Regions from separate parts of the Homo sapiens genome. Here regions 1, 3, 4 and 5 are each linked to region 2. The links are chromatin contacts, found by Hi-C or POLR2A ChIA-PET in ENCODE. All regions are on one chromosome and are shown on one strand. Each heading gives the region's core, a stretch centred on a gene start or an enhancer-like site at or near the end of the contact. The rest is flanking DNA. Distances are from core to core; before and after follow the strand shown. Region 1 overlaps CREB3L2 (cAMP responsive element binding protein 3 like 2). Region 2 holds the start of TRIM24 (tripartite motif containing 24). Region 3 holds the start of DGKI (diacylglycerol kinase iota). Region 4 holds the start of LUC7L2 (LUC7 like 2, pre-mRNA splicing factor). Region 5 holds the start of UBN2 (ubinuclein 2).

Evidence for each region. A loop is a pair of places that touch in the nucleus more often than their neighbours do. ChIA-PET counts read pairs that join two places held with the same protein, here RNA polymerase II (POLR2A). Pooled maps may share reads with other maps.
Region 1: a loop to region 2 is called in a map of B cell, with 4 times the contacts of the local background. The contact joins the enhancer-like site here to the promoter of TRIM24 in region 2. A Hi-C loop is called at or near these places in 7 of 168 maps with a recorded cell type or tissue (B cell, CD4-positive, alpha-beta T cell, CD4-positive, alpha-beta memory T cell and 4 more), 9 of 37 single-sample maps with no recorded cell type and 21 of 50 pooled maps. POLR2A ChIA-PET finds 5 or more read pairs at or near these places in 3 of 52 experiments (H1, HepG2 and WTC11).
Region 3: a loop to region 2 is called in a pooled map, with 2.3 times the contacts of the local background. The contact joins the promoter of DGKI here to the promoter of TRIM24 in region 2. A Hi-C loop is called at or near these places in 1 of 50 pooled maps. POLR2A ChIA-PET finds 5 or more read pairs at or near these places in 2 of 52 experiments (H1 and WTC11).
Region 4: a map of CD8-positive, alpha-beta T cell shows a loop between it and region 2 (11-fold over the local background). The contact joins the promoter of LUC7L2 here to the promoter of TRIM24 in region 2. A Hi-C loop is called at or near these places in 4 of 168 maps with a recorded cell type or tissue (CD4-positive, alpha-beta memory T cell, CD8-positive, alpha-beta T cell and naive thymus-derived CD4-positive, alpha-beta T cell), 4 of 37 single-sample maps with no recorded cell type and 17 of 50 pooled maps. POLR2A ChIA-PET finds 5 or more read pairs at or near these places in 2 of 52 experiments (CD4-positive, alpha-beta T cell and T-cell).
Region 5: a map of ascending aorta shows a loop between it and region 2 (19-fold over the local background). The contact joins the promoter of UBN2 here to the promoter of TRIM24 in region 2. A Hi-C loop is called at or near these places in 4 of 168 maps with a recorded cell type or tissue (CD4-positive, alpha-beta T cell, CD8-positive, alpha-beta T cell and ascending aorta), 3 of 37 single-sample maps with no recorded cell type and 21 of 50 pooled maps.

The regions. Positions count from the first base shown.
Region 1 is chr7:137,897,975-137,900,674 of GRCh38, forward strand. All of the region lies in intron 8 of CREB3L2 (cAMP responsive element binding protein 3 like 2), which reads right to left. Among named protein-coding and RNA genes, the nearest start is that of DGKI, 52 kb to the left of the region's middle. RefSeq lists enhancers at 1,397-1,466, 1,398-2,114. Within about 2 kb of position 1,322, at least 20 of the 41 ENCODE cell types and tissues checked have a DNase peak (open chromatin) inside an H3K27ac peak, as active enhancers do; they include B cell and GM12878, where a contact is called at or near this core.
Region 2 is chr7:138,458,809-138,461,508 of GRCh38, forward strand. It overlaps TRIM24 (tripartite motif containing 24), which reads left to right and starts at 1,451. Exons shown (of 19, transcript NM_015905.3): 1 at 1,451-2,104. The coding sequence starts at 1,741. RefSeq lists enhancers at 1-416, 820-1,602 and silencers at 1,113-1,502, 1,563-1,812, 1,843-2,322.
Region 3 is chr7:137,845,560-137,848,259 of GRCh38, forward strand. DGKI (diacylglycerol kinase iota) reads right to left here and starts at 1,415. Exons shown (of 33, transcript NM_001321708.2): 1 at 903-1,415. The coding sequence starts at 1,303. RefSeq lists an enhancer at 254-755 and silencers at 1,390-1,439, 1,924-2,218.
Region 4 is chr7:139,358,554-139,361,253 of GRCh38, forward strand. It overlaps LUC7L2 (LUC7 like 2, pre-mRNA splicing factor), which reads left to right and starts at 1,341. Exons shown (of 10, transcript NM_016019.5): 1 at 1,341-1,769. The coding sequence starts at 1,709. All of the region lies in intron 2 of FMC1-LUC7L2 (FMC1-LUC7L2 readthrough), which reads left to right. RefSeq lists enhancers at 476-605, 1,326-1,375 and a silencer at 1,606-2,035.
Region 5 is chr7:139,229,915-139,232,614 of GRCh38, forward strand. It overlaps UBN2 (ubinuclein 2), which reads left to right and starts at 1,323. Exons shown (of 18, transcript NM_173569.4): 1 at 1,323-2,038. The coding sequence starts at 1,571. RefSeq lists enhancers at 1,104-1,263, 1,344-1,483 and silencers at 1,654-1,903, 2,114-2,333, 2,280-2,539.

The DNA of each region.
Region 1 (2,700 bases), core at 72-2,571, 560 kb before region 2:
GCCCACGGATTGGGAGAAAATGTTTGCAAACCATATAAACCATCATGAGGGGTTAATATTAAAAACATATGAGGAACTCATACAACTCAATATCAAAAACAACCAATTTTAAAAAATGGGCAAAGAATCTGAATAGACATGTCTCTAAAGAAAACATAAAAATGGTCAACTGGTATATGAATAGGTGCTCACTGACACTAGTCATCAGAGAAACGTAAATCAAAACCCTACATGATATCACTTCACATCTGTTAGTACTATCATTATAAAAAAGACAAGGCGCGAAAAGTGTTGGCAATGGTGTGGAGAAAAGGGAACCCTTCCACACTGTTAGTGGGAATGTAAATTAGTAAAACCATTATGAAAAACAGTGTAGAGGTTCCTCAAAATATTAAAAATAGAACTAGCATATAACCCAGCAATCCCTCTGCTGGTATATACCCAAAGACAATGAAATCAGCATCTCATGGTTACTTGTGTACCCATGTTCATTAACGATGAAGAGTCTTGCTTTAGAAAAATATTCTGCTAATAACTGGAGGAGAAATGATAGAATTCTATAAGGCTACTTTCAAACCCCTAATGTATTGATCTCTCTAGCCAATAAGTATACATTGTGGAGAACCGAATAACCAATTTTTATGTTCCTTCTGATGGAGGCATGTAGTGGAACCTATGAAGAATTCTTACCAAAAACCAAAACCAAACAAAGTAGAGTCTGTAGTGGACGAAGGACTGTGCTAACGGACACCACAAGGACATTACAGGTAAACTAAGACCAGGAAGACTCTACAGGACAACTGACTCGGCCTTTACTAAATAACAGCAAAGACATGCAAGAGAACTTACAGACAAAAAGATATGTAATGGACATATCAAACAGTTTGAACACATGGACCTTATTTGGATATCTGATTCAAACAAGCAAACAAAAATAAAAATGTGGAAGGAGGGAGGGAGGGAGGGAGGAACAAAGGAAAGAAGGAAAGGAAGGAAGGAAGGAAGGAAGGAAGGAGGGAGAAAGGAAGGAGAAGGGGAAAGGAAGGAAGGGAAGGAAGAAAGGAAGAAAAAAGAAAGAAAGAAAAAGAAAGAGAAAGAAAGAAAAGGAAGAAAAAGGAAAGAGAAGGAAGGAAGGAAGGAAGGAAGGAAGGAAGGAAGGAAGGAAGGAAGGAAGGAAGGAAGGAAGGAAGGAAGGAACACGCAGCACAGTCCACCTGCAGAGGAGAGGAGAGACTTCCCAGGCAAGGTAGTGGGGTCGGTCCTTCTCCCTCACACACCCGGACTTCGCCCCAGCACATCCCTGCTGTGCCTCTGCTGCCCCCATGTGGCCCAGGGAAGGCCTGACACGGAGCCTGTAGAGGACGAAACCTGAACACAAACTCCAAGGAGGTCTTTGCTCTTCCCCTTTTCGCCAATTCTTGGCCAGGATTTGTCCCACCCACCCATGAACATGGGGCTGCTGCGGAAGCAAGTGCCAGGATGGGTGCCGGGAACGCCTATCGGCTCAGGATGCTAAAAACATGCATACATATGCTGGCTCGGGGAGCAGGATCCAGAGAAACAGAGCCGCCTCAGGCAATCCCCCCAGGGAGAGGAAGTGGAGATAAAAACAGAGGAAGCCCCAGCAGACTAACGGCCAAAGGCAAGCAGTGAAACCAGCTCCCTTGCCTCATGAGATCAAGGTAATGCCACACTAAGTTGGTGGCACTTCCTCCCTTTGGGCAGTCTGTCTTACAGAGCACTTGGGGTGAACTGCCCCTGACTGCTATCTGAGCACACATTCCCAGAAATGCAGAGAAAATTTCAGGGGGATCCCACTGGCGGTAGTTTTAGCTTATGTCTATATTAGCTGGCTTTTTGAGCAACAAACCATGAAGCATCAGGAAACGGGAATTAAATTCATTTGTTATTATCAAATAACATGCAAAGAGATTTAAACTGATCCCTTAATATTTGCACAATTGTTACTGGGCATTAACACTGACCCTTAATCTGATTAAATTTTTGTTTACCCAGTAAGTCCATTTTTCTCTGCTTAATTTGTTGGATCTCTAACACTCAGGGTGACAGGAGTCTCTAAGAAATAATTGTCACAGCACAGGTATGTATCATGTGTGCACATGAACACATACATTCTGGATGAAACTCCCCAAAAGCCAGTTTCTTAACCCTGCACTTTCACCCCTTTCTCTTGCATATGAGCCAGGCATAAACCTCCATATACTCCTCCCACATCCAGGCTCCAGAGCCAGACTGCCTGGGTTCAAATGCAGCTTTAGCGGTTACTGTGTGACCTTGGACAAATCACCTAGACTTTCCGAGTTTCAGTTACCTCCTCTATATAGTGAGGATGATAATAATGGCATCTCATAGGGCTAAATGAGTTCATAGCTGTAAAGTGCTTAAAATAGCACTGGGCACAGCAAGTGCTAGAGGAATTTATCAACTTGGTACCGTTACAATTTTTGTAAAATGGGTTTGAAATGCAATTAATAAACTAGCTAATTTTAAAAAACTAATTTAAAAAACAATGATTTGCAGCCGGAGCAGTGGCTCAGACCTGTAATTCCAGCATTTTGGGAGGCCAAGGTGGGGGCGGATCATGAGGTCAGGAGATTGAGACCATCCTGGCCAACATGGTGAAACCCCATCTCTACTAAAAAAAAAAAAAATACAAAAATTAGCCGGACGTGGTGGCGC
Region 2 (2,700 bases), core at 201-2,700:
ACCCACCCAGGTCAGAATCACTTGAGATGCTATCAAAATTGAATAACTGAATACGGAGGTGGCCCAAGCACCTGTTTTTCACTAAGCTTCTCAAGTTATTCTTATGCAAACTAAGGTTTAAGAGCTACTTCCATGCAAAAAAACAAACAAACAAAAAATCCCAAGCTTAAACAGGAACCAATGGGTGGGGGAGGCGGGAAGAGCTGTTGAATGTCTTGTGATTAAGTAAAAGAACCTCTCACTTGAGGCCTACGGAGGTTGTGTTTAAGGGCAAGGTCTTGAAGGAAGGCTACGTTGCCTAGCCCTCCCCCATTGCCATCCCATATAGTCCTCCAGGAAAACTGTGATTTTAGCAAAGCCTTTCATGACCCACTCCATCTTTCTCTAAAGTCCAGTACCGCTTCATTAGTATTGACAAAAAAAAAAAAAAAAGGTAAATACTTCTTAAAGTTACGTGTTACAAAATCTTGTTTCCTTCATTCCGTTTCTATTCTTCAAGTTCCTTAAAAGCTGCGCCATTTTTTGAGTGAAAAATGTGCGTAACTTCTGATATCAGCGTAGAGAGGTGAGGGAGGGAGGGAGGGAATAAAATAAGAGGGAGGGAGGAAATACAAAAGAATCCTGAAGTTATGAATTATTTGGGTAACAGTATTGAGGTTTATTTTTGCTTAATGATGCTATATTTATGCAATAAAAACATTTGTCAATCTGTATTAATTCCTGGGAAAACGAACCACTTTTAGTCACTTAAAAAGCAAATCACTGACTTTAAAAATTAATTTCACCTTTTTCATTGGGGAAACCCTTTAAAAATTTCCAACTTGCACGAGAACTTCCCCCCCTTATTCTTCATACTCATTCATTCTAGAGATGAGTAAAATTAGGTTGCAATATCCCTGCTGCCTCCAGAGTACCTCTTTCACACAGTATTTTAAAAAATTATTTCCTTGTTTGCTCTTCAGTACCTCCACTCCTTCCTCCTGTGACCCTCCGACCATATTTACTCCTCCTACAAGACCAGGTCTCCAGTAATGAAATCAGTTTTCCAAGCAGTTACTTAATTAACGGCATTGAGTAGACAAGTGAGGTCCCGCCCCCTAGGAGGAGCTAACACCGCGGACCGAATCAGGCGGATGGTCGTTAACAAATGAACCCTTAATCTTTTCAGAGGAGGAAACATACACAAAGGCCCAATCAGAAGCCGCGATTTCAGGCGTCCGGAGGGGGCGGGGCTGGGCAAGCACCTCCCACTTCCCAACCTCCCGCCGCGGCCGACGGAGCCTCGCGGGCTCCAACAGGTCCCGCCCCCTCGCCAGGCGCGGCCGCTATTGGGCGGCGCGCTCCACACCGAAGCCTCAGTTGCTGGGAGAGGGAGGGCGGGGGCGGGGGCGGGGCCTGAGGTGGGCCAGGGGGATGAAGAGAAAGGCGGGGAGGCAAGGGCGGGCTGGGCGTATTCCACGAGCGCCTCGGCGGTTGGCGAAGCGGACGGGGTGCAGCCTCCCCGGTGCGAGGAACGGTCTCCGCTGACAGATACCCTCCTTCCGGCCGCGCCACTCGGGAGGCGGATCCCGTGGGCCTGAGGAGGCTTCCCCCGCCCGGTTTGCTTTCCCTCCCTCGCTGGCGCTGCCGCGAGTCCACCGAGCGGCCTCTGAGGAGCAGCCGCAGGAGGAGGAGGAGGTCGTCGGGGGCGGCGGGCGGAGACCGCGCTCTCGCTTCCCCGGCGGCGGCAAGGGCAGGACAATGGAGGTGGCGGTGGAGAAGGCGGTGGCGGCGGCGGCAGCGGCCTCGGCTGCGGCCTCCGGGGGGCCCTCGGCGGCGCCGAGCGGGGAGAACGAGGCCGAGAGTCGGCAGGGCCCGGACTCGGAGCGCGGCGGCGAGGCGGCCCGGCTCAACCTGTTGGACACTTGCGCCGTGTGCCACCAGAACATCCAGAGCCGGGCGCCCAAGCTGCTGCCCTGCCTGCACTCTTTCTGCCAGCGCTGCCTGCCCGCGCCCCAGCGCTACCTCATGCTGCCCGCGCCCATGCTGGGCTCGGCCGAGACCCCGCCACCCGTCCCTGCCCCCGGCTCGCCGGTCAGCGGCTCGTCGCCGTTCGCCACCCAAGGTGAGAACCGGCCGCGGCCGCTGGGGAGCCCGGGGAGAGGGCCAGGAGGGGGCGGGCGCCCTTGTGCGGCGCGACCCGCTGTCATGTCGCCGCCGCCCGGGGTGCGCGGCGGGGGAGGGGCGAGCAGGAGGGTCTGTGCTGGCGACGGTGACATGGAGGGCCCGCGCTCTGCGGCGTGTCGCGCTCGGCCAGCAACTTCCCCGGGCGCTGTGGACTTGACCGCGCCGCCGCCGCCGCCGCTGCTCCGCATTCTCAACAGCCGGGCGGCCCCTGCCACTCGCACTTTTGCAGACCTCTGTCGGAGTCTCCTGCAGCCGGAATCTCGGGTTCTTTGCCGGCTGCAGCCAGTTAACTGCTACCCGCCCGCTGCCTCCACAAAGCTTTGTCCAGGTCCATATGATCCTGATCATCTCGTCTATACTCACGTTATTTGAGCTGCAGGGGAGAAGGGAGGGATGAAGATGAAGTGATGGTGACTTTCTTTGATGATTGATTGCAGATCGGATGTCATTTATTTCTTATCTTGCATGTTTGGGGCTCTTTACCTTAATGAGTTCCCAGTTCTCTTCCCTCTCCTCTGCTGGGGACAAAGGAAC
Region 3 (2,700 bases), core at 165-2,664, 610 kb before region 2:
GTGTCAACAACTCTCCAAACCTGTCAATGTCTTTATTCTTGCCTGCGGAAGGGAGGGGTGAGAGAGACCTTAATAAATCCTAATTCCTCGTTGTTGGATTCTAATACAATGTGGGGTTATCTTTTATCCTAATTTAAAGGCCATTGATCCCACACTGTCCTTGTCTTACACATACACTCATCCTTAGGTGCAAATATGGTCCCCACTCTCACCTTCACCCCTAGCTTGCCAGCGGGCTCCCCACACCCTCCTCCAGCCAGGAGAGAGGCAAGGAGCACGCAGGCATGGAGCCCCCATAACCAGTGGCGCATCTACAGACATAAACCCACTCTTCCTTCATGGGGGATTTCGAGGCAGGTCCAACTTCCATAAGGATTTCTCTTCAGTGTAGTGCTATTCTTTTCTGCCTGTCGGAGTGATCTCAGCTGTCAAGTTAGTGCCAAAGGTTCATCCAGCGAAATCTGGAAGGTGGGGGAAGGGTGGTTGAAGATGACACCTGCTTAGGGGCAACTTTGACGACTTCTCTTAAGAAAACTAAGCATCACTGAGTCTGCAACCCTTTCTCTCTCTCTCTTTCTCTCTCTCTCTCTCTCTCTCTCTCTCACACACACACACACACACACACACACACACACACACACACAGACAAAATTTCTGTTGCTCTGACCTTAGGGACCCAGTGCTTCTCTCCTGCCACAGGGGAAAGCAGGCGTTGCTGCCCTCCAGCCTGGAATGATAGGATGGGGAGAAGACAGACATCCCCGGGAGGAGAGGGGGAAAGGGGGAAGGAGAGGCGTGGAAACAGAGAGGTGCCCAACTCCGCGGAAGCGCCCCTTGCTGGGTAGAAGAGTGGGTCTCCCGCCGCGGCGCACCTGTCTCGGCTGCCGGCTCCCCGCACCTACCTGTACGAGACCTGCTTCCGGAAAGTTAAGTTCCTCAGCTTCTCCTCCAGCGCTTCGTCCTTCTCCTTCTGGCCGGCGGCCGCGGGCTCGTCCAGGGCAGCGGCCCCCGCCGCCGCGGCTGACCCTGCGCCCCGCGGGTCCGCGCCGCCCTCGGCGCCCAGGCAGCAGCTCCCGGCGCCGCTTCCGCTGCTGCTGCTGCCGCCCGTCGCCCCTTTCTCCTCTCCCGCCGAGGAGCTGGGGTTCATGGCGCCCGCTCCGGCGGCCGCGGAGGGAGCGCAGGCGGCGCCGCTGCAGGGGCCGGGCGGGCTGGCGGCGGCGGCGGCGGCGGCTGCAGGAGCGCGGGCAGGTCCGCGCGCCGCTGGCAGGGGCAGCAAATGGCAGCCCCTTCCCGCAGCATCCATCCGCGGCTGCACCGCACCGGGGCATTGTGGGAAACTCCGCTCACTCCCCCGCCCCGGCCAATCAGAGGCCGCCGCTCCCCGCCTCCCGCGCCCTCCCGCGCCGGCCCGCACCCTCCAGCCCCGCCGGCCTCTTCCTAAATCCCGAGCGAAAGCCCAAGCTGAACATGAACTCTGCCCGGAGGCGACGGGCTGCGGCGGAGGGGGAGAGAGAGGAGGACAGGCTGCGACCCCGGGCTGGGGACGCCAGGGCAGGGACAGCGAGCATCAGGAAGGAGAGCGTCCGGGGAACTCGAGTGGCCGCGCCCTGGGTCCTGCACCGTGAGGCTGGGGGGACCAGGACCGGCGGGCGCCCACCTTGGTCCTGAGCCCAGCTGCCGACGCTGGGCCAGCACCCTCTCCACCGCCGCCCTCCAGTGAGCAGAGCTGGGCTCAGGCAGCAGCCCCTGGGCGCGGGAAGGTAGCGGGAGCTGCATTTAGGGGAGGGGGGAGGTAGCAGGAGCTCCGCCAGTGGGAACCTTGGAGTGAATTCGTCGGCGGGTGCCAAGTCGAAGCGCCGACCTCCTGTCTCTGGACTGGGGCCCGGACCCCTGCGTCCCCAAACTGCGTCCCCGCCTTGCTCGTCGCCCGGTGCCTTCCTTAGGCGCAGCAGACCCTCGGTAAACAGCGGTTAATTCGATGGAATCGGATCACAGGGCCCTCGGTGAAGCAGAAAGGCGGAGGAAATCCAGGAGGCAGAAGTGAGGACCCTGGCGCCTGGCGCCGCTGCGTTGTTCGTATAAGAAGAGGCATCCCGGAAGGGGCTTCAAACCACTTAGGACCGACTGCTGAAACGAATCCAAGCTTGTGGTGTCTGCAGAATTTAACTGTCCGCCTCAACCCCAGTTTTTGTTTCTAAGATTATCGAAAACTGTGCGGTTTGAGTGATGTGCTACAAAGTGTTTAAAACAGATTGTTTCCCAAATTAGGGGTTTCCACACAAGAAATCGCTGCTGTCGGCAAACACAGGAACTATCTATGGTTAAGACAAGGTGGTGTTCGTAACCAAACTATAAACCTACATATACGAGGTGGTAAGAGAACCAGACCAATGAACAGTTTCAGGCTGGCGTGGTGTGCCCGTGAACAAAGAATTGTAATACTGGCAAAAATCTAAATTGCTTTCTTTCCCTTTATTTTCTCATCACTAAAATTAGGAAAATGAACAGATATGTCAAATCTCTTCTAACACCCATGTTCTGTAACTCTCCTCGTATGTACCTTATAATAAGACAAAGGTAAAGACATTTCCATGTGCAGCGAGGAAAAGTAATAATAAAAATTAAAACAACTAGCAAGTATGAAGCCCTCTTTTTATACGGTATGTGCTGTATAAGCACTTCCCTCATCCACCTCTATGT
Region 4 (2,700 bases), core at 91-2,590, 900 kb after region 2:
ATTATGTCCTTTCAAAGTATCTAGAAAGTGCCTGTCTTCTTAAACATTTGGTTTTATTAACTCATTCATTTTTCTTACAGTTTTAGATTTCTTTTTAAGCAACCTTTCTTCCTGCACACTGACCTATGTCTTACTTAAGGAATTTTTTTTTTTAGAAGTCTCGCTCTGTCGCGCAGGTTGCAGCGCAGTGGCGTCATCTCGACTCACTGCAACCTCCGTCTCCCGGGTTCAAACGATTCTCCTGCCTCAGCCTCCCGAGTAGCTGGGGAGGCGCCCGCCATCACGCCCGGCTAATTTTTATATTTTTAGTAGAGACAGGGTTTCACCATGTTGGCCAGGCTGATCTTGAACTCCTGACCTCAGGCAATCCACCTCCCTTGGCCTCCCAAAGTGCGGGGTTTACAGGCGTGAGCCACCGCGCCCGGCAAGGAATTAATATTTTACTAAAACAGTTTTTAGAAACACCAGGGAAAGGCTCAGGGCTAAGTATTTTATTCCAGTTTGTTCTAACAGCCACGCCATAGCAGACGTGTGACCACCTCCACCAGCCCTACGAGGGGTAGAACTGAAGCCAAGGCCCCAGTCACGGGCCGGGCTTCAGAATCCAGGCTTCCCTGCGGCCAGCGCCGCTGGCTCCCTGCTCCCCGAGATCGCCTCCCCAGTAGCTGAGAATACGCTGAGTTTTTATGGTTTCACATTCAGACTAAGCCGCCCGCGACCTTGTAGGTAAAGATGAATCCGAATGGGTCGGCGCGCCTGTTTCCTAGGGTACTGCTTTCGGGCGCTTTCTCCTGAAGTTGACACTTCCCAGCCGAGGAGCCTTAAAGCCCCACGCAGCGGAAGGAACGCGGCCCCGGCGGCGGCGAGACAGGCCTGCTCCCGGCCGGGAAAGGCGCACGAGAACCAGGACGCGTCCACGCCACTCGGGGCGGGCGTTCGCCCCGAGCACGCCCACCTCAGACGCCAAGGAGGCTGACCGCAGTCCGGTCGACGATGGGCATGGTCTCTACTTACTTTCCGCCCAGGCTAACCTCTAGCGCATTTTGCTAATTTGGGTCTGAATCGCCATCACCGCGGGCAGCGCAGCCTTAGCCGCCAGCCCTACAGCCGGGAGGGAATGTAATGTAAGGTTTGGCGCCTCGGGGCGGATCCGGCTTGCACAGTCAGTTAAGGAACCAGAGTATCGCGAGATCCGGGGTAAAGGGGCGGGAGGAGCGCGCGTGCACGCGCCCAGAGCCGTTAGGGTGGAACTCCACTCGGGCGGGGCGGGCGGAGTGATACAGCTGGACGCCAGTTGGTGGAGCCCCCGCGGGAAACGACTGAGCGCGAGGAGCGTGCGCGCTCCCGTCGTGGCGACGGTGGCGGCGAGCGGCGTCAGAGCTTGAGGGGGGGTTGACGGCTTCTGGCGGGTGGCGGTGTTGAAGGCGAGAGCTTGCTTGGCCCGTGTCGCTTCTGTCCCAAGAACCGGACGGAGAGTGAGGGCACGAGGGTCGCTGTCGGGGGCTGTCGTCTTCCACGTACACGTCGTCGTGAGGAGCGCAGTCCGGACTCTTCCCGCAACCCCTCCGGCTCCCTTTCCGCACGCCTCGAGGCGGCGGCGGCCACCGAGACAGCAGCGCACCTTCCCCCATCCCTTCCCCTTATCCCCCAGCCCAAAAGGGCCCGGTCTGCGCCCCACCCCCGCCCGTCCGCCCGCTACGCCGCCGCCATGTCGGCGCAGGCCCAGATGCGCGCGATGCTGGACCAGTTGATGGGCACCTCCCGGGACGGTAAGTCTCTGCCAGGGCCCTGGGGGTGGGGGAGGGGACGGGGACGGCGAAGGGAAGGGGTTCCGAGGGCGCACCTGGGCGCGCGCGTGTGGCTGAGTAAGGGGCTCCCAGATTGGTAACACGAGGTCCCCGTCCCCCGTCCCATCCAATCAGGGCTCGGCAGGCGGGCAGGGGGGGCGGTGACCATGCGGATTGGCGGGAACTGCTGCCAATGGGGTGAGGCGGGGCCTGGAGGCAGAAAGGAGAGTTTGTGCTTTTAATGTTGACTTGGCTGAGACGGGAGAGCCCGCGTCTCTGTTGCGTAGTTGGGGGGCCCGTTTTGTCGCTGGTTAGGTACCTGCGGAAAGCTAAGGCCTCCACCCCCGATATAATTCCTTAACCCAGAGCTTTGGGATCATCCCTCGCCGCCGTCCTCCAGAGTACCTAGAGAGAAGCTTCCCCCTCCTCTTCCTGGGTCAGGAGGAAACCTTTATTACTAACCCAGTCTCAGAGATGCACCCTCGAGCCCCACAGAAACAACCATTTTTATGGAAAATCTGACCCAAACCATGGTTTCTTAAGTGGGTGTGTTTGGCCCCATTTTGTGAGAAGGAACATGTTATGGCCTGTTTTTCCGAGAGACCTCCATTTTGTTAGACAATTTAATAGAGGCTTTGTTCAGTAAATATTGACAAATGTTGCATGTCCCTAACAGAACGATTTTGAAAATTTGGTACCCAGTGAAGTAGAATAGAGGAGAACAAAGATCCTTTCAGGCGTTTAGTTTAGAATCTGTATAGAGAGCCCTTAATTGCTGGATTATCCTTTGTCATAAAGAGAATTTCTAAATAAAATGATGAAATGCTGTTGCTTTTTTGGTGATGTTAATTAGTAATGTACTCTCAAATTCAACTTAAATACATTCAAATATGTAGGAAAGGTCTAGTTCATT
Region 5 (2,700 bases), core at 73-2,572, 770 kb after region 2:
GTGGAGGATATTGAATATGAGTATACATACATAGAACTCAGTTTGTAGGTAAGTTGCAGCCAGAACAGAGAACGATATAATAAAAACTCTTTTAGAGACATTAATATGACCCCGTCTCAAGACTGGTGGGAACAGAGACTGAAGGCAGAAAGGTCATTTAAGTATCACTAAGGCAATCTAAAAATGAGACCCGAATTCAGAATCAGAAAAGGAGCAATAGGGAAGGAGATAATGTAGGTAAAACATGGCGCCGAGTAGAAAAGATAGGGTTTTAGAGCTGGGAGAGACCTTTGGAATCATAGATTTCATCACCATCTTCGTCCAAGTAGGGAAAGTAATAACAGGAGAGGAAAAAACGGAACCCTCTCAGAATTTGTCAATGACGTCACACTGACTTAATAAAAGAGCTTTCAATAGTTAATGCAATTAACAGAAGGCTTGGATTCCCTTCAGGATGTGAAGGGCGAGCCCTCAAATTTACTTTTTATTCAATGGATTAAAATGGCCAGTAATTCTTATCCTTTTAAACCCGACTTCCAATTAATTAATTACAAGTGAGCCTATGGGGCGTGCCCAATCAATTCCTTCCCCATCCTGAAATGGGTCCTTTAGCATTCTCATAAACAGTACGTTTCCTGAAATACCACTAAACCCTCTTAAGAAGTTTTCTATGATTTCAGCAGTTTAGGCCTTCTGAATGAGCCCAGAACTCCTCATCTGCTTGTTAATTTTCCAACTGCAAAGCGTTATTGAACATTTAATGACCCTGCCCCACGCAACGCCCACTGCGGCCGGGCGAGGGAAACCGGAGTAGGTCGAGGAAGGGGAGGCCTGCGCTTTCGGGAGGGAAGCCGCTGGGGCTAGTCTGGCTGAAGCTGGGCACTTCCTTTTTTCCCTCGATACTTAAGGCTACGGGGACACAGGGCGGGCAGGCACAACGGCTGGCGCGTCTCTCTACCCTTGCCCAGAGTCCGCCTTGAATAATCAGCTAACAACCCCAATTCCCTTGAACCCAGCACGGGAGACCCGGCGCCAATGGCTAGGTCGGTCTCAGTCCCATCCCGATGCTAGCCCCGGGAAGCTCCTGGAGCGCCTCTGGTTTCCGGGTGCGAATAGTAAACTGCTCGGGAAACCCCAGAACCCTCCCTTTGAGGAAGGGTGCAGACGGCGTCTCCGTTTCCACGGAAACAGGCCGAGCCATGTCGTCACTTCCGCCGACCTGTCTGGACTCCAGACTGTTGGGAGGAAAAGAGGAAAACTGAGCAACAGCCACGACAGTGGACGCGAGCGTCTCCTCTGTGCGCATGCGCCCGCTCAGCGGCCTGCTTCTATTTATGTGGGGGATCCAACATGGCGGCCGCGGCGACCCTGGCGATGGCGGTGAAGCCCATCAGAACGTAGTAGCGGGGAAGGGGACACGGTCCGCACTCACCGTGGCGCCGGCGGAGACGGCTGAGGGTGGTGGAGGGAAGAAAAGCGACAGAGAGCAAGAGGAAGGGCGGGCAGGCACGCAGCGCGCCGTAGAAGCGAGCGCCGGCTCGAGCAAAAGCGGAGGGCCAGAACAGTGGGGATGGCGGAGCCGCGCAGAGTAGCGTTCATTAGCTTGTCACCGGTGCGGCGGCGCGAGGCCGAGTACCCGGGGCCCGAGCGTGAGCCCGAGTACCCCCGCGAGCCCCCCCGGCTGGAGCCGCAGCCGTACCGCGAGCCGGCCCGGGCGGAGCCGCCGGCCCCGCGGGAGCCTGCCCCCCGCTCGGACGCGCAGCCCCCGTCGCGGGAGAAGCCGCTCCCCCAGCGCGAGGTCAGCCGCGCCGAGCCGCCCATGTCGCTGCAGCGGGAGCCCCCGCGGCCCGAGCCGCCGCCGCCGTTCCCGCCGCTGCCCTTGCAGCCGCCCCCGCCGCGGGAGTCGGCTTCCCGGGCTGAGCAGCCGCCGCGGCCGCCGAGGGAGACGGTGCGCCTGGAGCTGGTGCTTAAGGACCCCACCGACGAGAGCTGCGTGGAGTTCAGTTACCCGGAGCTGCTGCTGTGCGGAGAACAACGGGTACAGAAGATTCTTCCCTCCTGCCCCAGACCCCGGGAGCCTCAGGACCCGCCGCCTTCCCCAGCTGGTTTGCACCTTGGGACGCCCACCGAGCGCGTCCGGGTCGCCCCGAGGGTGGGGTGCGGGGGGCCGGGGCCGAGCGGGTGGACGGGGCGGTGAGCGCTGCTTTCTCCACTCCCCAGGGTGGCCGAGGCTCTCACCCGGCTGCGCCGAATCCCCAAACCCCCGGCACTCGCTCCCAACGCCGCGCCGAGCTCGTTTTCTTGTGCACCTTTCGGAACCTCAGATTTTCCTTCTTTCCTTTCTGCTCCCCACACAAAATCCTGGGGCCCTGCAGGCCGTGTGGCTGGGTTCTCCCTGTGGCGCTACAGCTGTCGTTCCAGTAGAAAGGAAGAGAAAACCTTGGGGGACACGCCCCCCAGTCTGAAGCAGAGATTGTGTAACCCCTCTCGTATCATCCTCATCCTCATCACTGTTTGTTTTGCTGGGCGCCGTGGCTGCTGAGGTGTGCTTGCGTGCCTGTGATATTTTTCTTAATCGAAGGGAATTTAAGAATAATTAAAGGTTTTCAGAGACTAAGGATCCCACTTTAGGAATGGAGAAGTGGGTTAGTTAATCTGGTTACTAATTTTTCTCTCGTGTTGGTATTGGAAAACCTTTTT